2 separate regions of the Homo sapiens genome follow, and region 2 is linked to region 1. A link is a loop called in an ENCODE intact Hi-C map of the cell type or tissue named here. Cell type or tissue: IMR-90. All regions are shown on one strand. Each heading gives the region's core, and the rest is flanking DNA. Links, peaks and the distances in the headings are about the cores only. Region 1 has its middle 23 kb from the start of CREB5. Region 2 overlaps CPVL (carboxypeptidase vitellogenic like).

Region 1 (8,650 bases), core at 160-8,159:
GTATGTATATGAGGCCAGGCGTGGTGGCTCATGCTTGTAATCCTAGCACTTTGGGAAGCAGAGGTGGGCAGACAGCTTGAGCCCAGGAGATCAAGAACAGCCTGGGCAACATGGTGAAACCCTGTCTCTACAAAAAATAAAAAATTACCTGGGTGTGGTGGTGCGTGCCTGTAGTCCCAGCTACTTGGGAGGCTGAGATGGGAGGATCACCTGAGCCTGGGGAGGTGGAGGCTGCAGTGAGCCATGATCACACCACTACACTCCAGCCTGTGTGACAGAAAGAGACCCTGTCTCAAAAAAAAAAAAGTATGTATATGAGAATGAAAAAAGAGGTAAAATGGTATGAGTTTTTTTTATAATTGGTTTTTAGAATAAAAATATAAATTATTACTAAAACAAAATAACAGACATAGAATGTTAGCACCACATGGTTTCTCAGATATAATGCAGTCACACGAGTTTCTAGATCATTTTTTAGAGTGCTGTGGCTTCAAGGTCACAGCCTGGGAGTGAACCCCGCTGGTAGGAATCATGGTCTCTGGCCTGCACTTCCATCAGAATGGCTCCATCTTATCTGATTTATATATGTATATAAATAGACTTATGTATCTGCCAGTCTAATCACTTTCCTCCCATCTTACATAATATTGTTGCCCACTAATTTGGGGCAACCTTTTTTCACATTCCCAATTTAGACATTAATATTGTTGTTTTATAGTATCAATGTTTCTTTGGATTCACCTACTTATTCGCATTTTCTTTGTCTATTTTCCTTTCTGACATCTCAGACCTTCCTTCTAGAATCATTATCCTTCTTTCTGAAGTACATCCTTCAAATTTCTTTAATTGAGTGGCTTCTGGCAGTAAATGGACTCAGTTTTAGTTTGTGTAAAATGTATTTTACCCTAATACATTTTCTCTATGTAAAATTCTATGATGATCGTTCCTTTACACATTTTGTAGACTTCATGTCATTACAGTCTGGCTTTTGTTGCCGCTGTTGAGAAATCTGCTGCTGGTTTAACTATCCTTATTTTATAGATAATCTGCCTTTTCCTCTAGGTGCTTTCAATATTGTCTTTATGTCTGGTGTTTTGCAGCTTCGTTGATGGGTGTAGGTGTGAATTTCTTATTATTTATACTCCTCAGGACTTGTGCTTTCTGAACTTGAAAAGTATTATCTTTCATCTATTCTCAAAAATTCTATGCCATTTTTACTGGCATTTCTCTAAAACCATCTTCTTAAACTCCAAGTGGACATTTATCAATTTGTGATTCTATTCTCCATTTCTCTTAAGTATTCTTTGCAGTTACCATTACTTTGTTTCCCTTGCTTCTGTTTTGGTTAATTTCTTGAGTGTTATCTTCCAGTTTCCCAATTCTTTCTTTAGTTTTGACTAATGTATTGTTACCCTGTGCTTTTAAATTTAATTTTTAGTTTTTAAAATATCTCTCTGTTCCTGCATTAGTTTGCTGAGGACAATGGCCTCCAGCTCCACCCATGTCCCTGCAAAGGAGATGATCTTGTTTCTTTTTATGGCTGCATAGTATTCCATGGTGTGTATATACCATATTTTCTTTATCCAGTCTATTATTGATGGAAATTTAGGTTGATTACATGTCTTTACTATTGTGAATAGTGCTGCAGTGAATATACACATGCATGTATCTTTATAATAGAATGATTTATATTCCTTTGGGTATATACACAGTAATGGGATTGCTGGGTCAAATGGTATTTCTACCTCTAGGTCTTTGAGGAATTGCCACACTGTCTTCCACAATGGTTGAACTAATATACACTCCTACCATCAGTGTAAAAGCATTCCTTTTTCTCCATAACCTTGCCAGCTTCTGTAGTTTTTTGACTTTTTATTAATAGCCATTCTAACTGGTGTGAGATGGTATCTCATTGGGGTTTTGATTTGCATTTCTCTAATGATCAGTGATGTTGAGCTTTTTTTCATGTGTTTGTTGGTTGAATGTATGTCTTTTGAGAAGTATTTGTTCATGTCCTTTGCCCACTTTTTAATGGGGTTGTTTGTTTTTTTTTCTTGTAAATTTGTCTAAGTTCCTTGTAAATGTTGGATATCAGACCTTTGTCAGATGGACAGATTGCAAAAATTTTCTTCCATTCTGTAGGTTGTCTGTTCGTTCTGATGATAGTTTCTTTTGCTGTGCAGAAGCTCTTTAGTTTGATGAGAACACATGGACACATGTGAAAGAGCAACACACGCTGGGGCCTGTCAGAGGGTGGAGGGGGAGGAGGGAGAGCATCAGGAAGAAGAGCTAGTGGATGCTGGGCTTAATACCTAGGTCATGGAATGATCTGTGCAGCAAACCACCATGACACACATGGTGTCATGTAATAAACCCATGTAATAAACCTGCACATCCTGCACATGGACCCCTGAACTTAAAATGTTTTCAAAAAAGAGAAAAAGAAAGAAAAAAATATGTGGTGTTTTGAGAGTACCTTATTACTTTCTCAGGTTTTTATTTCATATTCGTATTATTTCACTAACATTTTACACTTGGTTATTTTATTCTGCATCATCCATTTCAATATTTCAAATTCTTGAGGGTCTAATTCAGCTGTTGTTTTTGCTGACTCTCAATCATGGAGCCTATTTCCTCATGTACTTTGTACTTTTGGATTTTAAGTTCCTATTCAGCTGTATCTGGAGGAATCCTGCAAGACCTGAGTTGAGGGTGAGTTCCTAAGAGAGAATCTACATCTACTTCTGCCAGGCCCTGCAGGTCACTACCCATCTGAGTCCACATTAGATTAATTTGTTGGCCTAAGGTTTTCTGAATTGCACAGGTAGTATCAATTTAATGCCAGACCTTTGAGGGACAAGCCTGTGGTTATGAATTTTCAGAGAATATGTAATATTCTGACCCAGAGCCCAGGCTGAGAAGATTTCCTCGTTCTCTTTATGTGGTTTCTGTGGAAGTTGCACCCTTCATTATTTTGGTTTTATGTAAGGTCTCGGTTCAATTCCCCATCTTGCTTAGGCCTCAGTGTGGCCATTAAAATCCAAACCTCTTGGTTATCAAGATTGGCAGATGCCTACAGGGCAGCCATAGATTCAGCTAACACCTGCTTTCCAGCCCGTAATGAGCTCAACTATTTGTTTACCCTTCCTTTCTTATGAGCTCAACAATTAAATGGTTGTTTAGTATATTTCATCCAGCATTTCTAGGTACCTAGTTCCAAGTATTTCTCCAGACAGAAGCTTTTCATCATTTTTCTGATGAAGAAACTAAGGCGCAAAAAAATTAGTTGACTCTAACAAGACACAGCAATAGTAGAAAACCAAAACTGAGCCTCTGAACTCCTTGCTTACTTCTTTCTCAATCACGCATAATGCCTCAACTCTTAGAGCTGGCATTTGTTGTATCAGTCCTAATAACTCTTGAGGTATCTCTGAAATCAGTAGTAAATTTCTCCCAAATTATGATAACTTGCTAAAATAAGATGAGATTAAATCATTGTCACAAGGTCATTTGATATATTACAGCTGTGAGATAAGAAGACTGCATCTCTGACTTTCAAGGCTGTGGTGACATGTGTAGAAAATTTAGTTGTAACTATTTCTTCAAGCACATCCTGGTTTCTAAGTTTGAAGCCGAACCACTAATCATGGAGAGGAACTATTTGTAGTAATTAAACAGCCATCTCTTTAGGATTCATACAGGCATAGTTTATCAACAGCGTCAGAGCTTTCTCACATGCAAAAGCCTCACGTTCATTATTTACTGAATATTGGGGAAATAATTTGAAAAATCTGCACATTAGTTATGTATGCATTCTGAAAACAGTGAACACTATTTGCATCTTAAAAAGATCTGAGTAATGCTGTATAATATTGCAACTAGCAAATCTGAGACTAGAGAAAACTAATTTTGAGATTTCAACATAAAGAAAATAAGATGGATTAGGAATTTCAATTGACCTCTCTCAAATGACCCAGTGTTAACAAACCAACAACAACTACGTGCACAAACACACACACACGCACACTAATCCAGGGCTACTGGCTGTGGTTTTATTTTGCTTTGTTCCAAATTCCCAAATCTCCATGTAAAATGGAGACCTCATGGACATTCCAAATTTTTCTTCAATTTAATCTTGTCCTCAGATGGTGTTCACCTTACTTAGCCTTTGTCTTCAAATTCAAGAAAACCAGTTGTGGGTTTAAAACTTCCTGTAGAGGGCGCTATTGATATTGCCAACTATACTAAACTTTTTTTTTTTTTTTTAAAGGGTTCATAAACTACAGTTTCTGCTTAGAAGTCGTTAGATTGATATTTGGGAGTTAAATTTAAACCAAAACTCTAAGCGGACTAGTAACTATTAAGCTGTCTAATACTTTTGAAACAAGCGTCCCTCTGCTGGCTTATTTAATGCAGAAGTCTGAGCGGCCCCTCCCCTCCCCCTTGTATTATTTAATGAACAATTCCTCTTCTGGTCTGTATTAACAATGGTGCTTGGAACTCGGCATCGATAACACACTGTATGCCCTGTTGTGCTACATGTTGAATGATTTGTGTGTCTTTGAGAAAGTCCAGCTTCTCCTCTTAATCTGGTATCCTGGAGGCTCTGTAATTTACTCCTACAGTTCCCGGTCATAACGTATTTCATGTCAAGTAGGAGGGTTTTTTTTTTTTTCAAACTCTTAATAGAGATATTTTCAAACAAAGACAGAGGGCAAAGAGGATCTTCTTAAGATATTAAATGAGAACATAACCATCGCTTATTTGTCTTTTGTATTATTATGAGGCAATTGATGATTGCCTGGGGCTCTGCTGATGAATCAGACTTTTAATAAGTTTCAGCAAGAACGGTGTTCACGGAGATAAGTTAATTAATTGCTCTGCTGTGTGAAAGCTCATGTAGATAGTGTTTTATTCTACTGTGCAGTCCGTTCATAAAAAGGCACACAATTCTTTACTGCACTAATGCTTATCGGCAAACCTTCACAGAAAACATTATTTCACTCTTTTTAAAAATAAACTGTTAATAACCTTATTAAACCAGAAATGAAATATGTTACTGATCACTTGCCAAACGTGGTACTGAAAAGAAATCTTTCCTTTTGGAGCCTCTGATGTCTTGCAGCTAATTGTTTACAAAACTCTTCTAGATACTGACAGAAACTTCTCCCTTTATTACTTTTAACCGTGGGGTTTTGGCAAAGTGCTTCTTCTTCCTCCGCACCACTTGGCTGATTTCAAACCAGAAGAGTTCTGTATTTCTTTTTTACCATCTCTGTATAGCAGCATTTTAAGGGACCATAGGATAAAGACTTGGAAAGTGTCACATTGTAGTACAGTGGGGTTTTCTCCTGATGGCTACAATTTACATGCCAGGAGCCCTGTAAGCCCTCTAGCATTTTCTTGATGCTCTGAAGGAAAAAAAATTTCAAACAGTTCTTAGAGTCTGGAATGCTTTCCCTGGCAATTGACAACAGAGTTCAAGTCAAGTTTATGATTCGAACTCAAACTTAGCGTTTCCTTATGCACTTTTAACTCTTTGAAAGATGGGTTGAATATAATATAATATAATATAATATATGTATAGCACTTTCCTCCTGGTATATTTATTTTACTTTTATTGAATTTTCAAGTCTTTGTTGATAATTGTGTTTTGTAGATATTTTAAAATAGAGAAAACAATCTATTCAGTCTTGTCATCCTAGCACATTGGCTATTCGTTTCTTAGTTTAAAATTATCCACTAGGTAAAACAAATATGTTTGTATCATCGCTCAGTTTTCTGTTCTATTTCAAATTAATATTACATCATAATTTTATCAAAATTTTTTTCACATACGTTGGCATGGTCTTCAGACCTGTGGTAATAATCACACCTCTCTTAACGGGTGGCGTGCTGATCAAATAAGTTCAAATATCAGTAGCCAACACACAGTGTGGCACATAAGCACTTCACAGATGTTTTGCCTTTTCCTCCATCTTTTCTCACTGGTCGTTTAATTGGATTTCATTTGTAGCTACTAATCGGCCGTTATGTGCCATAGAATGAATGTTTTGAAAAGTAATCATGTGAGTAAATAAAACTTGTATTCAAAATGTTTTCATGCTTTCCAATATAATTACAGCGTAAAGTAAATGAAATCAGAGCAACTGGCCATTGAAGAATTGCTCTGTGCCACCACAAACTTTGCTGTGATATAAGATCTACTCCAATTCTGATGGTCAATCACTTGGCATCCCTCAGTGTGCTTTTTGGTGACAGCCACCTATATAATTTGCTTTCAACCCAATCTAAGTATTCCCATGTCCTCTGGGAAGGACTGGATGTGGTTCTTCTCACCAAATATCAGAACAACAAATCAATCTTCCATCTCTGTCTCCTTTTTCCTTTTCTATTTATCCACCCCCAGTGTTCCTTGCTCTTTACCTTCTATGTAATAAGCAGCTATTTTATTTGCTGTTTTGGGGTCTGCTTCCCACTAGCCTTTGCATTCCTAGCCGGGGTCCCTCCAGAGGACATCTCTCCTTTCCTAATGTGGCTGTTCTAGGAATGCCAAAGGGAATTTTTTCACAAAATCCTGTCCTTTGCAGGGACATGGATGGAGCTGGAGGCCATTTTTCTTAGCAATGTAATGGAGGAACAGAAAACCAAATACCGCATGTTCTCACTTGTAAGTGGAAGCTAAATGGTGAGAACACATGGACACAAAGAGGGGAACAACACACGCTGGGGCCTACCTGAGGGTGGACGGAGGGAGGAAGGAGAGGATCAGGAAAAATAACTGTTGGGTACTAGGCTTAGTATTTGGGTGATGAAATAGCTGTACAACAAAACTCTGTGACATGAGTTTGTCTATATGACAAACCTGCACAGGTACCCCTGAACCTAAAATAAAAGTTTAAAAAAATAAAGAAAAATTTCTTTAAAAAAGAGCATGCTTCTCACCATTCTTGATCTAAGGGACTGCTCTAAGCCTCAGCAGATCCTGGTCTCTGGCTGTGGTTGCCTCTTTGATTCTCTTCAAGTGGCTGGGTAATTCTATTAGCTTGGTGTAAAAATAATTGCGGTTTTTGGTATTATTTTCAATGGCAAAAACCGCAATTACTTTTGCACCAACCAAATACATGTTATGCCTTGCTTCTGACAGCCCAGGTTTATGTGGGATTACATGTTATGGGTTTTGCAATATTTGCCTTGTAGGTTTCACTTTGGGGTCTTTCTAATTCACTCTTGACCTTGACTGATGATAGATCAATATTTCCACTGCCTATCTGCCTTTCATAGACTCTTAGAATTTCAGTTTAGAGTGATCTGATAGTTCATCTAGTCAAATCCTCATTTTTATACATATAGAAAAGGAGATCAGGAGGACAGAAGAGATTTTCGAGGTACAGGTTACACCTTAGTCCCGTAACTAGACCTCATCTGTCTCATGACATGATTTCAGCTGTGGTGAGGGCAGGTTTACTGCCACCTCAGACCCTCTTTGTTTACTCAATTGTCCTTTTTAATTAAAGCCATCTCTCTCAACCCACAAAGCAGCAATTTTTTTTTTTTTTGAGACAGAGTTTCGCTCTTGTTGCCTACACTGGAGGGCCATGGTGTGATCTTGGCTCACCGCAACCTCTGCCTCTTAGGTTCAAGCGATTCTCCTGTCTCAGCCTCCCAAACAGCTGGGATTACAGGCATGTGCCACCACGCCTGGCTAATTTTATGTTATTTTTAGTAGAGACGGAGTTTCTCCATGTTGATCAGGCTGGTCTTGAACTCCTCACCTCAGGTGATCCACCCACCTTGACCTCCCAAAGTGCTGGGATTTATAGGCGTGAGCCACCATATCCAGCCATAGCAATGTTTTTAAGTCAAGAAATTTCAAATATTTTTACTGAGTCTGACTCGTCTCTCAAAATCATTGCTTCCTCAGACTGCATTTCACAAAGCAGCGAGCTAAAGGTTTAGATTTTCAAACAACTCTCCCCTGTTTCTTCTCTCTGCTCTATTTCTGCCCATCTCTCTACTCATTTAAACTTTTCTTGGTTACTTTGATATTTTGATGATTGATTGTGGATTCTGGTATCATTGCTTTTTCTTCTAGATCCTAATTACCTGTCCTATGTTCTCACCTAGTCTTATTGTGGTGAAAATTCAGGTCAACTTTTGGCTTCTAGTCTGACATAAAAAGAGCTTGGCAGTCAACACTGCCATCTTCTTAACTGAAGCTCAACAGCTGTCTAACAAAAAACAGGTTGTTCTAAATAATAATAGCAACTATATATTGGGGGACTATAGCTTAGGAATAAGTGAAAGGAATGAGAGCAACATTGTAAGAGATGAGGGGAGGAATTGGGAATTCTCTGTTACAAGATACCTGCATTACCTGTGAAATGGTGTAGTGTTAAAGTGGACTTGGGACTGGGCGCGGTGGCTCACGCCTGTAATCCCAGCACTTTGGGAGGCCAAGGTAGGTGGATCACCTGAGGTCAGGAGTTTGAGCCCAGTCTGGCCAACATGGTGAAACCTCATCTCTACCAAAAATACTAAAATTAGCCAGGTGCAGTTGTGCACACCTGTAGTCCCAGTTACTGGGGAGGCTGAGGCAGGAGAATCACTTGAACCTGGTCAAGGCTGCAGTGAGCTGACATCATGCCAC
Region 2 (8,650 bases), core at 405-8,404, 720 kb after region 1:
GCCAAAATAGCGCCACTGCACTCCAGCCTGGGCGACAGAGCGAGACTCCGTCTCAAAACAAAAAAAGCTTTAAAATTTTTCTTAAAACTTTTTCTATTATAAAAACAGTACTTATTCTTAACTAAAGGTTTTTTTTTTTCTTCAGTGAAGGTATTTTTAACAGCCCCTCTTCCCCGACAAATTCTACTTCCTAGAGATGATCATGGAGATGCTTATGTTTACCCTTCCAGATTTTTCTCTATGGTCCTCCTCTACACATACACATATAGACATATCCTATAGCTATTATATATGCAATATACATACACACGTTTTTTTTCCAAAAATAGAACCAGGCTATACTCTATATATGCTTATTCACTTAACAATATGTTGTGAAGATCTCTTTATATCAATACATATCATTATTTTGCTCAACAGTATGCACTCTACGAATTTACCACAATGTATTAATTCATTTAACATACAACGCCAACTACTCACAGGGATTGTCTAAGGCTGTGGATGCAGACCAACTCCTACCCATGAGCAGGCAGAATACTTTATAGTTACGAGCATGGATTCTGGAGCCAGAATGCCAAGGTTTGAATTCCAGCTATGCTATTTTGTAGCTCTGTGACCTTGGGCAAGTTACTTAACTCCTCTGTGTTTCAGCGTCCTCTGATTGAAAATATGGATACTATTAATGTCTGTCTCCTAAGGTTTTCATGCAGTTTTAGAGTCGATATATGCACAGCACTGAGAACAGTGCCTGGCACATCTATTTAAGTGTCAGCTCTGATGATTTTTCTGCTGGTGTGGGAAGACAGTAAACAAGCAACTAAATAAATGAGTGATATGAAAGAGGAATGGAGAGACACTAGATTAAGTACTTAAAGAAGGCCTCTGGTGGTAGGGTAACATTTGAGCTGAGATCTAAAATATGAGTAATTCCCTCATACTACATATTTAAGAAGAAAATAAAACCTCTACTAATGACTTAAAGGTCAAAGTCCTGCAGCAAGAACTGATGATTAAAAGGGAACGGACAAAAAAGTTCTAAATATTAAAGAAAGAACAAAGGAATCCTAAATACTTAAGTGAGAAGTCTCCCTAGCAACAGAAGAGGGTCGGCCCGCGGGTCCCACAAACCTGGGCCCTTTATTGGAGCACAAGAAGCAACTATGGCTTTGCCTCAGAAGCCCTTTCGATTCTTCTGGCGACCCCTGGTGACCAACCCATGAACTTGGACACTCTTTCCTCAGGGTTTCTTCCAGAAGGAACGGCCCAGAAAGAGAGAAGTTATCTATTCTGCCAGAATCTCTACAAAAAGGAATTTCACAATTTCTCACATTAGCAAATTCCATTGCTTATTCACAATGATGATGAAAAATCTACTCCATGTCTTAATGGAATGTCATTCAAAGAAAGTGAAACTCATTGAAACAAAACTAGTACTAAATCCTGTCTGCCCTATTGTTCCCCAGATTGATATACCCTCCCTGGACAGCATCACCTTTGCCCTGAGTCTTCCTTTCCACCCTCATCTTCCATCAGCCCTTATCCCCCAGGCCCTCCTTTGCATCAGAGAGAAAGAGAGAATAGAGATAACCTTCTGCTCAGACCATATGCCTATCACTGAAACAGTAAGTTAATATACTGGGGGGGGGGGGGGGGTGCTAAAAACTTGCCAATTTCAGTACTTTTAAGAAACATAATTGTTGTTTTGTTTTTTTTTTTTTTTGAGATGGAGGCTTGCTCTGTCGCCCATGCTGGAGTGCAATAGCGTGATCTCAGTTCACTGCAACCTCCACCTCCCAGGTTCAAGTGATTATCCTGCCTCAGCCTCCTGAGTAGCTGGGATTAGAGGTGTGCACCACCATGCTCAGCTATTTTTTTTTTTTTTTGTATTTTTAGTAGAGATGGGGTTTCACCATGTTGGTGAGGCTGGTCTCGAACTCTTAACCTCATGATCTGCCTGCCTCGGCCTCCCAAAGTGCTGGGATTACAGGCATGAGCCACCACACCCAGCCTCATGATTGTGTTTTATAAGAGGACTTTATTGGAGTGACCCTTGGAAATTTTAGGAATCTCAACAAGTGTTAGGGCAACATTTTGGACCGGAAAGTCACTTAAAGTAGACAGGCATCTGCCAATCTTCAGGACTGGTTACATATCCCTAGCACCCCTTTCTTCCTATCTCCAATAAGGAATGCCACGCTTGGTTAGAGAAAACAGCAACTAAACCACTAACAGATCCAAATCAATGGCACTGCTTAAGATGAGAAGTGCAATTAGTAAATTAATTAAGGCCCTCTTCACACTTCTATATGCAGAGGCTGATCATTTGCTTGGTTTAAGTAATGTGTTCTACCTTAATTGAAGTCATTAGTACCCCAAGTAAATGTCTTTAAATTCCCACAAGTATGTTTAAATGGACTCCCATTTTGCCATACAGATCCCAGTTCAGCTAATACTTTAGCTGCTACACTAATGGTATTAATCAAGGCAGAGCTTTTTATTTAAAGCAATTAATTTTGTGACTAGAATTGTTAAATAGGTACATAACATTTTAATTCTACACACACACACTCAACACATACACACAAGTTGCTAAAGACATTCATGTTTTTCAAAGAAATTTTATTTCAAGTGGTTGGTGTTGACTACTCACCAAATCTTCCTTTACTATGACTGCTGCCATGGCACCATCATACAGAAAATTAATTTTTTCAAAATCTTTTTTGTTTTTTGTTTTTGAGATGGAGTCTCACTCTTGTTACCCAGGCTGGAGTGCAATGGCACGACTTGGCTCACTGCAACCTCCACCTTCCCAGTGCAAGCGATTCTCCTGCCTCAGCCTCTGGAGTGGCTGGGATTACAGGTACCTGCCACAGCCCCTGGCTAATTTTTGTATTTTTATTAGAGACGGGGTTGCACCATGTTGGCCAGGCTGGTCTCGAACTTCTGACCTCAAGTGATCCACCTGCTTTGGCCTCCCAACGTACTGGGATTATAGGCATGAGCCACTGCACCCAGCCTCAAAATCTTTTTTTGTTTTGAGGCCTTCTTGCATCATTCCGAAGCTCCTGACTCTCATCAAGTTTTGGCTTGTCTCATTGATTTGTACCAGCTTACACCCCATTAGAATCCTAACTTTCTCCTTCCTAACCTTTCTACCTGGCTCATTCCTTCATGAGATAGTTATGGCTATTCTCTTTGTGCCTCCTGCCAGAAAGTTATACTTTATAAGGAATAGGGAAGTGGGCGGATGCAGGGAGGTGTGGAGAAGACACCTTACTTTCCCTTCTTGATGCAAAAGTTAGTTACTTTCTCTCTATGTTATTTCATTTCCACAAAGGAAATCAGGCATGCAAAAGTTTCTGCAGAGTGTTCAAATATACCTATACCTATGGGTGGTGATCTATAACATCACCTTAAGCTACTTTCTTTTTATTTTGTCTCTGACACCCTCTATTCTTCTATATCTCTGATGCCATTAAGTACGTAGCAAAGAGAAGATAAATAGAGTCAGTTTGAAGAAGACAATTATCTGTGATCTCCAAATCTTTGTTGCACTGCTGGTGGATTTGTATCCACCTGTGTTAGATACATTTTGAGATATATTTTAATAAATCTGTCCAGTCCATGTCCCCTTCTCTAAGAAATGAGTCTCCATTCATCCATGGCTAGCCTGCTAGCCATGTTTATATCATGGCTAATACCCAGCACCTTCAGTCTCAGCTGACTGGACCAAGGAAGAAGACGTGATCCAGACTGTGGCAGCCATGGGTGCTAGTTAATCTCTGCTGGCTACATGATGCAAGGACAGGTAAACTTGGAAATGAAAGGTTGGCCATACTTGGCCGAGTGCCTGGAGAAGCAAAGCATGTTGATCTGTCAAGGGAGAAGAATGAAGCACAGATGAGGGAATCCTGTGGTCTCAGACAGAATAGGGCTGAGACAGAAAGACTGACTGCCTTTCCTCCCGAGGCTTTTCTATTACTCGTTCCTTAGGCCAGACCACATGTCCAGCCCTTGGTGTCTCAGGGCTGGAGAAAGATTTAGAATGGTACCTGCATCAGTTAAGGCCCAATCAGAAGTCAAAAACCACAGAGTCATTTTAATTTTTTATTTAATTTATTTTTTTACTTGGAAACATTCACCTTTAATTCTGTTACAAGTTCCAGTGTTTACTCTGGCCCCAGCCAGCCATGGGTATCACAGACACCCTTGGGCAAAAGTGAAGATGAAACACCAGAGGGGCCTGTTCTCCCACAGCCACATCCTCAGTGTTGGCCAAAGACCAGAATGCTGGGTAGGCTTCCTATGTCCACTAAGGAACAAGGAAATGTTAATACCTAGAAGTATTCATTATTACAGAGAACTAAACATACATATACAAAGAGAATTCCAAAGAATGCCCTGGGCTAGGGAGAGTGCTCACAGATGGACAAGCCCATAAGTTAGGGAGGGGACCCTTCCCAAGGCTGCTGTCCAGACCTCGGTGGAGAAGGTATGGTTGCAGCCTTCTGAGTAGCTGAGAAGTTCACTGAGTACCCTGGTCCAAAGCTGGTCAACCATCCTTGGGTAAATAGGAACAGGTGGGCTGTGACTGGCAGGTGGACACAGAGAGACTCAGGAGGCTGGGAGCCTGCTTGCCTGAAAGGTTGCACACAGCCTGGAGCACACGGTGTCCACACTGGGAGGGACAAGGGAACGACCCTCTGGGGTGCAAATGGCCAAGGCTAGTGAGAGGGCTGCAGAGAGAGCAGGGCTGTAGGGAGCCTGCTCACCGGCAAGGCCTAGGGTATATTGTGTTCATACTGGGAGGGCCACAGCCAGGTGATCACCTGGACAGAGCCAGGGATATCATCTTGCTAAGAGTCTTGGTGGTCTGGGTGCATAGCTAAGGCAGAGTGTCACTGGATGTCCCCACCCCCCACCTCAACACACTGCTGACAGACTAGGCAGTGGGGCCAAGAAAAAGCCAAAGGCAGGACATAGGCACAGAAAGAGAAGACAAATTCCTCCTGCAATGTCTCTCCAGCACCCTCTACTGACAAAGCTTAATATTGTGCTTGCTGCAAAGGAGAAATGCTGAGAGCTCTACTATGGCAGAACAGGGAAGAGGGTAGAATTGGAGCTGAGAGGCAAAAAAAAACAAAAATTAAAAGTAGCTCGCATAGTAATCCCCACTCCTTATGTCCTCATCCTTCCCCCAGGCAGGGAGTATATGCTAGTTGTCACAAGATCTCACAGCCACAGCCTAGAAGTACAAGACAAGAAGCTATGTTAGTTATCTAATGCCGCACAACATCTCTCCAAAACTTAATGGCTTAAGACAACAATAATAATTTTTGATCTCTCGGGATTCCTGTGGGTCAGAAATTTGAGGGTGTCTGGCTGGGCAGTTCTGGCACAGGGTCTCCCATAAACTGTGGTCAAGGAATCAGCCAGAGCTGCAGTCATCAGAAGGATTGACTGGTACTAGATGAACCTCTTCCAAGGTTGGTACCCACTGGAGGGTGGAGGCCTCACTTCCTCTCCACAGAGGCTCAGCCATGGGGCTGTTTGAGTGCCCTCCCAACATGGCATCCTTTCCTCAGACTGAAAGATTCAAGAGACCAAGGCACAAGTAATATTGCCCTTTATAAGGTAGCCGTGGAAGTCAAACATCATCATTTCTGCTAGCATGTTGGTCACAAAGCCAGCCTTGATTCAGTATGGGAGGGGACTGCCCAAGGGCACATACACCAAGGGATGAATGAAGAGCACTGGGAACTAGCCTGAAGGCTGGCTACCACACAGGCCACACGTTCAAGGGCTCCTTCATTCAATCCACATCCTGATTTGGAGTTACTGGATATTTTTATACTTAACTATAGAACCACAGAATGTAATGCTGGGATGGAGCCTTAGCAATCCACTAGGTTTAACATCTTTATTTCTAAATGAGAGAACTGAGGCCCAGAGAATACGAATGCCATCTCCCAAGTTATACAGCCGGGAATCGCAGACTTGGAATTAGAATCCCTGTATCCAAACCTCTAGATCTCTTTTCCCAAATTCCAGCCCATTGACTGGCTGCACTGGGACCACTGTGGAGCACATTACAAACACTGATCCCTGGGCCCTCTCCAGATCTGCAGAATCAGAATCTCTGCTGGGTGCAGCTAGACAATGAGCTGGGAGATCTGTCATATTTCCAAAGCTCTCCAGGTATTTCTGGTGAGCAGTAGCACATTTGGGAATTCCTGTCCTCTTCCACATTAACTGTGTTACTGGAGAAGTTCAGATGTGCAGATGAGGGAGTGTACATGGCACCATGCTGAAGTATGGTGGGGCCTGATTCCACGCCTTCACCCCCAGGAAGGGCTGTTCTGTTGGCTTCCAGGCACCTCTGGGACATGCTCTTCTACTGCCAGAGAGAACGCCTTTTGTTTTGGACCAGGAGCATTAGAGCGGTTCATTTTCTCTCCAATTGACTGCTGATTGTGCTATCTGATCATCCTAGTATCTGATTCAGCAGGGCCCAGCCTGCAGGATCCTGAGAGGGAGCCCTTCCTGTAGGTTGCCCCAGCACCTCACGGGCCTCAGCAGTGTAATCCTGATCTTTCATAGACACTAGATTCTCAAATCCAGGAATCTGGGCCTTTCCTCTTGGCCTGAGGATCAAGGTGGGGTCCTCCGTGAAGGGGCCTAGGCCTGACTCTAAATGCCCCAGGTTTTGGCTCCATGGCATTTGAGGTAACTGATCTGCAGGTTTTGGCTAAATGTGTCCAATGAATTATCTATGTTCCTACATCTATAAGGCAAAGTCCAATACTAGCTATTTTTTTTCCAATGAGAAGGATGCTGACTTTAAAGAGTAATAATCTCTATGTCTTTTTTATCTTCTTCAGTGCAAAAAAATCCCAATTTCACTTAGTAATTTCCTGACCTGGTAGCAATTAATCCACCTTGATGGCTGGGGTTCAGGTCCTTCTAATTTACAATTTCCCTCTATTTGCTGTCATCTGTAACCTCTCAAATTGTGACTGGTTTAGTTCTTGACATTATTTGTGTTAATAATTTTAAAAGTAATAATAACCATAATAATCGTAATCATAATGAAATAATGACAATAGCAACTATAGTTACTATGTTTTAGGTGCCACTCTAATGCTTTCCCTTATTATCTCTTCTGTCTCAAAACCATTGCCAAGTAGGTATTTTGGTCCCCATTTTAAAATGAGGAAACCAGTGCTCAGAGACACTAAGAAATTCCCCAAGGTCACCTTTAGCTTAAGCAGCGAAGCCAAGATTTCTATCCAAGCCTGACTTACCGAAGAGACTGTAGTCTTGGCCACTATACTCAAGTGCCTTCCATGACTCGTTTTCTCTGGATCTAACACATGACGGCCAAGCTCAAGGATTTCCACATCGGAGGCCTAATTTTATATTCCAGTTCTGCCAATTTCTAGTTGAGTAACTTGGGGCTGATTATTTAATCTCTTCATCTATAAAATGAGGATAACAATTCCTTCCTCATGGGGTTCAGGTAAGGATTAGATAAGAAAATGCACAGTGCCTAGCACATAGTCAGTGTTCAATTACCAGCAGCTATAACTGCTACATTTCTGCTAGTTTCCTTATACTTTTTATCCCATGCAAAATGCCTACTCCTTTCTCTTGCAGGTTGTATTCCCACTGCACACCAATTTCAAGTTCTGGAATTTATTCTGCACTGATTTGTATACAATAACAGGGCAGTCTCACAGCAATAACAGGAAAACAAAACTAATTTAAGAAACAGCATCCCCCCAAAAAATACTCAGAGGATATGACAAGTGTGCCATCCTTCCTGGATCTCTTATTTTCTCTACCTTCAGTTTTTTAAAGGGGTCATTTCTCCCCTGGTGACAATATCAGCTGCTTCCCTATGACAGACAATGAACTAATATCTCTGCCAAATGTGTCTCAGTGACCACTGCTTCTTCTTGTCACACCTGCTTTATCTCCTTCACCCAAACTGGTGTGACTCCATAATTTATAGCCAGAAGCCTCAGATATCTGGCTCTGCATGTGGGCTTCCTGGTAAGAGGTTCTTGGAACAATCTATCTTGGCTGCCACATGGTGGTACCCATCTGTGGGTACCGTTTTTTCATCTCTGCCCCTCTTCTCCCGAAGCTTCATCTATCACTCTCACCAGAACACCATGTACACTTAAAGACATTCTTTCCCGTTGTGTCTCCTGGGATCATCTTAGGTTGTGTTTATGGCTACAGTACTGGACTCAAAAGAACATAACCTGGTCAGGGGATGCACAGCTAGGTTTTCATTTAATTAAGGGGAAAAAGCAAAAACCAACAGTCCAGTCATTGTTTAATGAAGGGGGTTTTCAGACTTCAGTCTGGCAACCAGTAGAGCATGCAAACTAAATTCCTTTCCATGAACAGGTTTACGGTGCCAAAGCACCACCTACATTCTAGACATAGCTGTTCACCTGCCCAGAGGCAACCTGAGAAAGAAAAAAACTGGGTTTTTGCTTTGTTTCCATCTGATCTCTTCTCTCACCCTTAGTTCCTGTTTTTACAAATCTGGATCATTACCAAAGAAGACTCAACATTCAGAGGGTAACAAGGAACTGACTGGTGTCAAAAACAAGTAACAAAGCAGAAGGGAAAG

What was found. A loop is a pair of places that touch in the nucleus more often than their neighbours do. Peaks named below come from ENCODE experiments on the same cell type or tissue, not always from the same donor. Only the 100,000 strongest peaks of a DNase experiment are listed, where the experiment ranks them.
Region 2: a loop joins it to region 1, with 6 times the contacts of the local background. A loop is called at or near these places in 2 of 110 quality-filtered maps.

Annotation. Positions count from the first base shown.
Region 1 is chr7:28,385,383-28,394,032 of GRCh38, forward strand. It overlaps a transcript of CREB5 not described here. Among named protein-coding and RNA genes, the nearest start is that of CREB5, 23 kb to the right of the region's middle. In IMR-90, for the core only: a CTCF peak has its summit at 4,207 (motif pointing right); a DNase peak (open chromatin) is centred at 4,239; H3K4me3 peaks cover 349 bases; H3K27me3 peaks cover 730 bases.
Region 2 is chr7:29,101,541-29,110,190 of GRCh38, forward strand. The region is part of intron 3 of CPVL (carboxypeptidase vitellogenic like); the gene reads right to left. Among named protein-coding and RNA genes, the nearest start is that of CPVL-AS1, 26 kb to the left of the region's middle. In IMR-90, for the core only: CTCF peaks have their summits at 1,212 (motif pointing left) and 5,037 (motif pointing left); a DNase peak (open chromatin) is centred at 5,031; H3K27me3 peaks cover 719 bases.